2 separate regions of the Homo sapiens genome follow, and region 1 is linked to region 2. Evidence: chromatin loops called from intact Hi-C (ENCODE). Cell type or tissue: B cell. All regions are shown on one strand. Links, peaks and the distances in the headings refer to the core of each region. The heading gives the core; the rest is flanking DNA. Region 1 overlaps GRB10 (growth factor receptor bound protein 10). Region 2 overlaps SPMIP7 (sperm microtubule inner protein 7).

The links. Peaks named below come from ENCODE experiments on the same cell type or tissue, not always from the same donor. Only the 100,000 strongest peaks of a DNase experiment are listed, where the experiment ranks them.
Region 1: it touches region 2 in a loop (16-fold over the local background); 7 of 110 quality-filtered maps call a loop at or near these places.

Annotation. Positions count from the first base shown.
Region 1 is chr7:50,630,097-50,635,476 of GRCh38, forward strand. All of the region lies in intron 7 of GRB10 (growth factor receptor bound protein 10), which reads right to left. Among named protein-coding and RNA genes, the nearest start is that of DDC, 67 kb to the left of the region's middle. In B cell, for the core only: CTCF peaks have their summits at 3,009 (motif pointing left) and 3,224; a DNase peak (open chromatin) is centred at 2,985.
Region 2 is chr7:50,139,525-50,144,904 of GRCh38, forward strand. It overlaps SPMIP7 (sperm microtubule inner protein 7), which reads left to right. Exons shown (of 9, transcript NM_001161834.3): 6 at 616-657; 7 at 1,757-1,864. Among named protein-coding and RNA genes, the nearest start is that of SPMIP7, 46 kb to the left of the region's middle. In B cell, for the core only: CTCF peaks have their summits at 2,998 (motif pointing right) and 3,199; DNase peaks (open chromatin) are centred at 1,837, 2,997 and 3,297; H3K4me3 peaks cover 541 bases; H3K27ac peaks cover 1,244 bases.

The DNA of each region.
Region 1 (5,380 bases), core at 119-5,118, 490 kb after region 2:
CCTCGGATAGGTAATTAGCAATCTAAGACTTGCTTTCCTCATCCAAGCTGTGGGGAACTGCTCTGAGAATCAGTAATGTAAGCAAAACACTGCTTAATCAATGTATGGAAGTTCTACATTAGTTATGACCTATCTTGGCCTGGGGTGGTGGTTCCAAAGAGGAACTTAGAAACAGACTTGGCCATAACCATGCTTCATCAGTAACTAGCTGTGGGAACATGGCTGAGCTATCCAGCCTCTCTGTGCCTCAGTTTCCTCATCTGTAAAATGGAAATCTGTAAGCAGCACCAGCCTCATAGTGTTGCTATGACATGGATTAATGAGATACCCTCTTGAAAAGATCCTGGCCCCTGACACGTGCCCTCCCTGGGACGTGCTTGGATCCACCGTGGATCTGGGAACAAGGCAGGCTCCAGCTGAAGGCCTGTGGACAACCACCGAAGGGTGCAGGGGCAGGACCCTGAAAGCTGCTTCCAACTCAGGATTTCAGTTCTGAGAAAGCAAACCTCATGACCAGTTAAGATGCAGCAGGAACAATTCAGTCAGAAAAGCCACCCCTCAAATCCTCAATTTCTTTCTCTCTACTGCAAAAAAGCCCCTAAATAGCAAATTGTTTTTAAAAATAAAACGGCAATATTAAAGAGGGCATAATTATGTCAACAGCATGAAACTCTGTCTTTTTAGAGTTAGTTGGGGGAGGAATGGTTTGCAAAGCTACCCAGGCCTCTGGCTGGCTTGGCACTGAATCCCGTTATAAAAGCCCTGAAGTGCTAATAGAAGGTTCCACTGTTCCCAGACTTTCTGTTGTCACTTTTTACATATTCACTGCATAGACAAAAAAGCAAGAGCTTAATTTTTTTTGCAAACTTAAAGGAAGAAGTTTAAGAACAATTGGAGTTGAAGGTAGATCATTATATCTCCACGGCCCCAAACTCCACTCTGGGGCACCTGGTTTTTTGTCTCAGTGGCCCCCACGGGGTTGTTGTGTGTGTGGGAGTCATTCAGGCCCCTCCTTGCTGTCAATCTTAGCACAGACCCTCACTCTTGCTTCCTGCCACAGTCTTAGACCTTGCTCTTGGATAACTTACAGGCTCAGGGAATCTCATGACTGCATCCAAAAGACCTCCTGACTGGCTGTGAGTCTTTGCTCAAGGCTCAGCAGTAATCGCCTTGTAAAAATAGCAAATGGGGCACTCTCTTTGTCCTCTTCGAGCCCTCTGCAGCATAAGATGTCCCTGGACAGACGGCCCAGCCTCCAGGGTGCACACACTGACCCACAGTACCCGAGATCCACACCTACCCTGAGACCTTCACACAGAAACCGAGACATCTGAGGGCTTCTGGGCCAGCAGCTCTTGCGACCAGTTTCATCCCAGTGCTTAATTATGATCTAGCATACTTTTTAGTTCAAAAGCTCTTTTAGGATGTAATGTAAAATGGAGTTTTTAGTAACTCTGGTAAATACTCGTGGTAAATGTTTTGGAGAAGCCAGGTTGTAATCACAGGGCCAAGTGGAGGCATTCACAGGGTAAGAGAAATTATCAAAGCAGGCAAAAGGTCCCGAAGACGTGATATGAGGTTGTGCATGTGGATGAAATCCTGTTCTGGGTGACCTACCCTACCCTACCTGGCCTCCGAGGGGCCTTGAGGAGAAAGCAGGAAGACTGCTGTGCCAGGAAGGCAAAGGAAGCCTTAACTCCACGCACATGTCTCTGCCCCTTTGACAGGAGGTGGAGCTATTTCTGGAAGGCAGAAAGCTTGCCCGATGTCACAGAGGTGGAAAGTACTGGAGCCAGGATCTAACCAGGGCTCCCCGCCCTGGCTCTGCTTGCCTTTCTTCTCCACTGCAACCCACTACCCAGCGTGTACCAGGTGGGCTCCAAGGCTTCACACAAAAAGGCTTTTGATTCCATGTGGCCCTGAAGGCCTCAAATTGGGCAGACCCTGAAGCCTGGAGGTTTGGGGTAAATTACATTTACTTCAGACTAGGGCATAACCAACCAGGGTAGGCTAAATTAATCTCACCAAAAAGGAATGTAATTCTGCCATTATTTTTAGTTCTGTTTTAAATTAATGATATTATTTCTTGATATAAGGGATAACTGAAGCACTACACATGATTATATGGCTCTACTCACCATAAAGAGAACACGCATAATAATCCTGTTCAATTATAGTGACTCAAACCTACTTAAAAAAAATGTGCTTAATAGCCTGCATTGTCCCACCTGAAGTGTTTTGTTGTTAGCCTGGGAGCAGTTCAGTGTCCCCCACCACAGCTGAGGCTTGACCCTGAGGCCTGGTCTCAGCTCCCCAGGACGCAGCACACTGCCCAGGGCTATGGAGATGAGACTTGTGGCCTGATTTCAAATACTGGAGGAGCCCCCACTGTCTGAACACAGCAAAGAGTGTGGCGCAGGTTCAAGGGGTGGCATGGGAGCCGGGTGCCCCACCCTTAGTGAGACCAGACCCAGAAGGGTGTGGCCTGATAGCCTTGGTTTCCGTTGCAGGGAGTCCTGAGGTCCTGAGTACCAGGAGCTCAGGGCAGTGCGGATGACTTGGGAGAAGCCTAGCTGGTTGGGCCAGTTGCTAGGGCTGGATGCTGGAGGGAGAACCACAGGGTTGGGGGAGTGTGAGCTGGCAGTCTCCAGGGCTACCTGCTGGGCTAAGCATCCCAGTTGCTCCTCCTACTGAAGAGACTCTGTTGCGCAGGAAAGGCAACTGTGCTGCACACTAGAGGGTTGTCCCAGTGGCCTGAGAGGTGTCCCTAGACCCCCGCCAAGGTTGGTGCTTGTACCTGCCCTGGAGAGCCTGGTCACGGGCTTGCCAGACCCAGCCATACCCAGCTCTGCCGCCCCCAGCCAGGGTGGTGGCAGAGTGCAGGACGGGATCCCTGGGAATCCCGCCCATGGCCAGGGAAACCCTGGTATTTCCCCACATCAACAAAGGCCAAAAATTCCACTGCTATTATTGCAACTGCCTCTCAACTGCAAGCGCCACCTACTGGCCTGTAGGGTGAACTGCATAACTCAAAGTAATTCCTGCTGACAGTATACAGCGGTGGGGGATGAGATAAGCCTCCTGAAACCTCCACCTCCCCATTTCTCTGTAGGAGACAGTGAGTCTGACCACTGGTCCAGCACACTGTTACTACAACCTACAAACAACTAGCATTTGAGAAAACCACTACACTAAAGCTATCTATAACCAAGTAATTCATAAAAGCCTTGGCCCCCTAAAACTACAGAGAAGCCAAGACAAAGGAACTTAACCAACATACAGAACAGTCACATCCTCAAGGTGGGGGAGGGAAGAAAAAATACCAAGCAAATGAAAGTAAATTCAAAAATAAGTAGTGACCGCTTCTACAGATGAGAAGAAACCAACACAAGAACTCCAGCTCCATGAAGAAACAATGTTGTGACATCCACATTAGCCCTCTAGCAATGGCTCCTAACCACAATGAAAACTTTGAAATGACAGATAAAGAATTCAAGATATGAAGTGTAAGGAAGCTCAATGAGAGCCAAGAGAAAGTTGAAAACCAACACAAAAAAACCAGAAGAGTAATTCTGGAGATGAAAGATGAGATAGATATATTAAAAACAAACAAAACAACAACAACAACTTTTGGAAATGAAAAGTTCACTAAAGGAATTTCAAAAAACAGTTGAAAGCTTCAACAATAGAGTAGACCAAGCAGAAGAATTTCAGAGCTTGAAGACTAGTCTTTTGAATTAGCCCAGATAAGAAGAAACAACAATTTTTTAAAAAAGAATAAAGCCTTTGAGAAATGTAAGATTATTTAAACCTAGGACTTATAGGTATTCCTGAGGGAGAAGAAAAAAAATAAGTTTGGAAACATATTTAAGGGAAATAATTCAGGAAAATTTCCCCAAACTTGCTAGAGATGTAGATATGCAGATACAAGAAATTCAGAGAACCCATTAGAGATACTACAGAAGATGCACATTCACCAAAGAATGGTCATCAGATTAATTCAAGGTCAACATGAAAGAACAAATTTCAAAAGCAGTTAGATAGAAGTGTCAAATCACCTATAATGGAAATCCCATTAGACTAACAGTGGACTTCTCAGCAGAAACCTTACAAGTCAGAAGAGACTGGGGGTCTATTTTTAGCCTCCTTTAAGAAAAAAGAAACGTAAGTCAAGAATTTTATATTCTGCCAAACTAAGCTTCAAAAATGAAGGAGAAATAAAGCCTTTCCCAGATAAGCCAATGCTGAGGGAATTTGCCACTACTAGACAAATCCTACAAAAAAATTCTCAAAGGAGTTATAAAAATGGAAACAAAAGGATGATACTCACCATCATAACAGCATACATAAGTAGACAAAGCTCACTGTATAAAGCAATTACACAACTGAGACTACAAATAAACCAGCTAACAACACTATGACAGGAATAACACTTCAAATACCAATATTAATGTTGAACATAAATGGCCTAAATGTTCCATTTAAAAGACATGGACTGGCAAACTGGATAAAAAAACAAGACCCAGCCATCTGCTGCCTACAAGAGACCCACCTAACGGCTAAAGACACCTACAGACTCAAAGTAAATGGGTGGAAAAATATATATCATGCAATGGAAAACAAATGTGAGCAGGAGTAGCCATTCTTATATCAGATAAAACAGACTTTAAGCTAACAACAGTTTTAGAAAAAGAGACAATGAAGGGCATTATATCATAAGAATGCATTCAATACAAGAGGACATAAATTTTGGAAATACGTGTGCAAGCACCAAAGCACCCACATTCATAAAACAAATACAACTACACCTAAAAGAAGAGAATGACAGCAATACCATAATAGTGGGGGGCTACAACACCCCACTGACAACAGTAGACAGGTAACTGAGGCAGAAAGTCAACAAAGAAACTCTGAACTTAAGCTAGACCTGATCAAATGGAAATAATAAACATTTATAGAACATGCTACCCAGCACCTGCAGAATATACATTTTTCTCATCTGCACATCAAACAAAATTGACCAGATGCTTTGCCATAAAGCACATTTCAATAAATTTTTTAAAAAATCAAAACCATATCAAGTATCTTCTTGGACCACAGTGTAATAAAATTAAAAATCAATACCATAAGGAACTCTCAAAACTGTACAAATACGTGGAAACTAAAAAACGTGCTCCTGAATGACTTTTGGGTAAACAATGAACTTAAGGCAGAAAAAGAAATTTTTTTAATGAAAATAGAGACACAACATATCAACACCTCTGGAATACAGCAAAAGCAGTGCTAAGAAATAAGTTTTATAGTGTTAAATGTCTATATCAAAAAGACAGAAAGTTCTCAAATTAACAACCCAATGTCACACCTCAAGGAACTAAAAAAA
Region 2 (5,380 bases), core at 161-5,160:
GTAAAATGGCAAATAGCTCAGGGAGATGATAATTTTTTTATTCCAGTTTACATAGATCCACTTAATTTGTTGATTATAAGTCAGCTGGCAAATGAAAAGCTATGTGGGTTAGTCAGCACTGCCACATCTCAGAATTCTTCAGCATACTATTCACAGTGGAAGCCTCCTGTACGTAAATGTTCCTTCCAAGAGCTCACACAAAGACCTATATGTGAACGTTTATAACAGCTTTATTCATGATCTCCAAAACCCAGAAACAACCAAGATGCCCTTCAGCAGGTAAATAGATAAAGATACTAGAGTATGCCCATACAATGGAATACTACTCAGCAATGAAAAAGAACAAACACAACACACAACAATATAAATGAATCTGAAATACATTTTGAAAGCAGCCAGACCCAAAAATTTATTATATGATTCCATTTATTTGACATTCTGGAGAAAGCAAACTACATCCTTAAATAGTCTCTGTTTAAAATCACAAACCTTTAAAGGACAATTCCTATGAGATATCTGTGAAGGCTTTTGTCTTAATTAGAGAAATACTGTAATAATTTGATGTTTATTAACTTAATATAAATAACCCAGTTGCCTCTCTTCTCTTTTTTGAAGTGTGAGTTCAAGTTCTAGAAGTAAATATATTCCTCTCTATACGTAAGTAATGTTTCTCAGTCTTGTAAAAAAATTTTAGATTTATATTTTGGTTGTAGTTGCTTTCAGCTCACGCATGTTGTATTCACTTTTTAAGACAACTTATATATTGTAACACATTTCTAATGTTTGTGTGGCACACAGTGCCTGTTTAATGTCAGAAGTCCCATCTAAGGTTTGATTTTGATGAAAGAAAGAAAGAAAAGAAAGAAACAAAGAAGGAAGGAAGGAAAGAAAGAGAGAAAGAGTGGTATTTTTCTGTTTTTCCAAATACATTACCTTTTGAAATAAAATACCTTGGATGCTACCACTATTGAGTGTTATGAATCACAAAAACTGTTATAATTGCAGAAGGGATGAGATGCTCATTAACAGCATGGAAATATCACCTCTTAATTTCTACATTTAATGCCGGCTTTCCATGGATGGCAAAAAAAAGTACATTATCTGCCAGTTGGGGTCTTCTCCTGGTTTTTAGATGGAAGAAGAACCTTGAAACAAAACAAAGTAGATCCAAGAATATGGAGGAGGGATCTGGACCTTTAGTCCTGGCCCACCCCTCTCATTACTCGGCCTCTTCAGTTCTGCAGTTGACTAGTGTTTCTACCAGTGGCCCCAGAAGTCCTTGAAACTCTCTGATTGGCATTAACTCAGCCTCTCAACTTTCTCTCAGGCCCAGGGGCACGTGGCTTGTTGCCCAAGCTCCTCTGCACCTGTGAGGGTTTCCATTCACCAGGAGCCTTATAATCTCTGGCACACACCAGCCTCTTCCTTGCCCAGCCTCCAGCCGGTCTCCAAAGGAGTTGTGCTGGGGCTGCAGGAACAGCCCGCTTCTTTGTTCAGAAACACAAAACAGCCCTTACTGTCACTCTGGCTCAAACTTAAGATCAAGGAGCATGCCACCGCTCATTCTGAAGAAGAGAAAATTATCTTTATATTTTTTAAGGAAAATTGTTCTATCATTATGCTTTACATTTTGCATTTTGAGCCTTTGATCTACTTTGGCAAATAAATTTCCTTTGGAAGTTAGAATACTGTTCAATGGTTTCTTCTATGTTTCTTATACAGAAATATATGCCTTCTTTCCTTTCCATTCTAACAGTGGTCATGTGCAGTCTACAAATGCTGATGATGTTGACAACCCCTTGGGAGACATCGCATCGCTAGCCAAGCAGCGGTACTCTAAGCCTCTTTATACAAACACAAGTCGGTGAGTTCCATTCATGATTATTTCACTTGTTTTATTACTAAGGATGAAACATGATGATGGACTTTACCATAAATGAAGGAATTTAAACGTGGCTTTTATTGAACATTGCTGAAGAAGAAAGATACCTGCTTCCTAAAAGAAATGTGGTTTGTCACAAAGGAGATTTTGGGGATTGACTCACTTGGGGCCCTTGAGCAAGTCACTTTATCTCTGTGACTTCAGTTTCTTCATCTGAAACTTGTGAGAAAAAAAATGCCACCAAGCAAGGTGATCGTGGGGGGATCAATAATGTTTGTAAAGTATCTGAGACGCGGCAGATCACTAACAGAGAGGAATCACTTTTTTTTTTTTTTTTTTTTGAGACGGAGTCTCGCTCAGTCGCCCAGGCTGGAGTGCGGTGGTGCAATCTCGGCTCACTGCAGACACCGCCTCCTGGATTCACGCCATTCTCCTGCCTCATCCTCCCAGTAGCTGGGACTACAGGCGCCTGCCATCACGCCCTGCTAATTTTTTCTATTTTTAGTAGAGAGGGGGTTTCACTGTGTTAGCCAGGATGGTCTCGATCTCCTGACCCTGTGATCCGCCCGCCTCGGCTTCCCAAAGTGCTGGGATTACAGGAGTGAACCACCGCGCCCAGCCGAGAGGAATCACTTTTACACATAGGAACTTGAAGGCTGTCGTGCTGTGCTTCGTCCTGAGGAAGGAGTCAGTGGGCTGGATTCTTCCATACATTCTGCAAGGAAATCATTGCTACTACACATAATAATTCTAAAAATCTAAAGGAAGGATATAGGAAGAAAGCTAATTTAAAATATTCAGGCACAACAATTTAGGATTGTTTCTTCTTTGATACGTATATCTAAATTTTGAAATGTTGTATGAAATATTCTTTCTAAAGAATCAAAACATATTATTTGGGGTCATTTCTTCAAAGAGAGTGAAGAGCAGTATGGCAACATTTTAAAGATTTGGTGTAAAAATGAACCACTTAACTTCAATAAATTTGGGCATATAGCATTCCTGCCTCATCTTGCTGTTAATTTCTGTTTTTAAGCAAATGATATTTTGAGCGAATCATATAAAAGAATTGAAGATATTAACTGTACTTACCTGATTTGGGCACTAGAGGGCCTCCAAGGTTGCAAAGTTTCTTCTTTTGATTCGCTTTCAATTTTTAACGGAATCTTAACCTGTTAACACAAAGAAATGTTTTTCATTTTTATTTATAAAATATTTATAGACACAGAAAGATATAGTGTCACATATAACATATCAAATAACGTAAGTAAACTCCTGTGTATCCCCCACCTAGTAACATACAGAATCTTACTCAAATCTTTTCAGCCATGTGTGTGGCCCCAATCTCATTGCCCATGCCTTCTGCTTCCCCAGCTCAGAAGCTATACTCATTAGACTTTATGCCTTTCTTTTGCTTACTTTTCTTTCTAGTTTTGATACATACATATGAATCTCTAAACAAATTATTATGTAGTTTCCACAATACTGCTTGAGCTACAAAGCAAAGTACAGGAGAATATAAACAATATGATGTCATTTGCATAGGAGCACATGCGCCTACTTTGTGCCAAGTAAGGTACAGAGAGCCATCCTATTGAAAGCAAATATGTCTCTTCTTGAATTTTTTTCATCTTAAAGTTTCTTGAAGAGAAATGGCTTTATGATAGTATCTTTAGGGTCCTTTTTAATGATTGGTGGCACTTAATCATGGCTGGGAAACACTGCTATACCCCTGCCTTTTCAGTGAAAGCCATTTTTTTTTTTTTTTTTTTTTTGAGACAAGAGTCTCACTCTGTCACCCAGGCTGAAGTGCAGTGGCGTGATCTCGGCTCACTGCAACCTCTGCCTCCCGGGTTCAAGTGATTCTCCTGCATCAGCCTCCTGAGTAGCAGGAATTACAGGTGCACACCACCATGCCTGGCTAATTTTTTGTATTTTTAGTAGAGATGGGGGTTTCGCCATGTTGGCCAGGCTGGTCTGAAACTCCTGACCTCAAGTGATCCGCCTGCCTCGGCCTCCCAAAGTGCTGGGATTAAGGTGTCAGCCACCACACCCGGCCCAAAAACCGTATTTCAGGCAAGGGTCAAGGCCATTTACTCTCTAGTTCAAGTGGCTTCAGCATTGGAATCACCAATTTTTCTACAGGGCAAAAGTTTTAAAAATTTCCTTCATTAGTTGATTTTGTTTTATGGTTACTAAGTCATCTGACATGCTCTGTGTTTTTTATATTGGTAGTGATTGTGCTAATAGCTTAAAAATAGTAGTTTTTATTTTTATTGTAGAACTGAATCTGATCATTAAAGAAAAAGTATAGAAATATTAATAACAATGACAATATAACCAAACTCTTATTCATAACCATTATTAACATTTTGGCATATTTCCATCTGTCATACACACTTCTAATCTTGCTTTTGTATATTTACATAGCTATGATCACACTACACAGAACATTTTTACCACTATAACATTACCACATAATTATGGGTACATGTTTTTATGAGCTTATCATAGCTTCTATTTGTGTAGATGTACTGTAACTGCCTCATTCACTTAGGTTACATATGTAAATTGTTTCCATATTCTTTATATGACTCTTTCTTGATTTGAAATTATTTACTTAAGTGACATTCCTTCAAAAGGATTCTGGGGTCAGAATATGTAAACATTCTTAAAAAGTTCTTAAACTTATGGCTATCATTTTCTTGAAGTGTTATGTGAATTTACAGAGGTTTGGTGAGCCAATGGTTATGCTCAGTATTTATGCTCACCTTTAATAGTAACATTGAAGCTCCACAAATAACTTTTTTCCAAAAGTGTTCATTATGAAAATAATTCAGATATTTTTGAAGTGTAGAAAGTAAAATATCTCTTTCATTTTCAATCCCAATATTAAAAGTTTGATTTCTTTTTAGACTCTTCCCCTCATGCATTTATGAATGTGTGCAACATATATGTACAAGTGTATTGTGTGTGCATGGATAGGTGGAGTGTATGTGTGTATGTAAGATTGAAATATGCACTAGATATTTTTGCATATTAAAATCTTTTTAATGGCTAGATGTATCCCACCAAATCTATAACAAGTTTATATTGCCCAAGCCCTGAATACTTTTCTTGTTGTAAACAATATAGCAAAAACAGCCTCTACATATATGTTTGTACACTTATCCATGCATTCTTTTGGAACAAATCACTAAAAATGAAATTGTTGCCTGAGTTTTCTTATTAAAATTATTTTTGAATTTGGTAGGCATGCCCAGTTACTAAATGGCATTTAGAGTTCAGGAACTCAAAATGTTAACGCAGTTTCTACTGCAGTTCCTAACTTATTATAACTTGAGACTAGTTTAGGAAATAGAAAGAATCCAAAATAGTCATTGGGTTCAACAAAAATTATTGAAGCTCAGTATAGCTAAACAATTATCTTTGTTTCTTCAACAAACATGAACTGTTGACCGGATCTGGGTAGTGTTCAGGAATTTTTTTAAAATGATG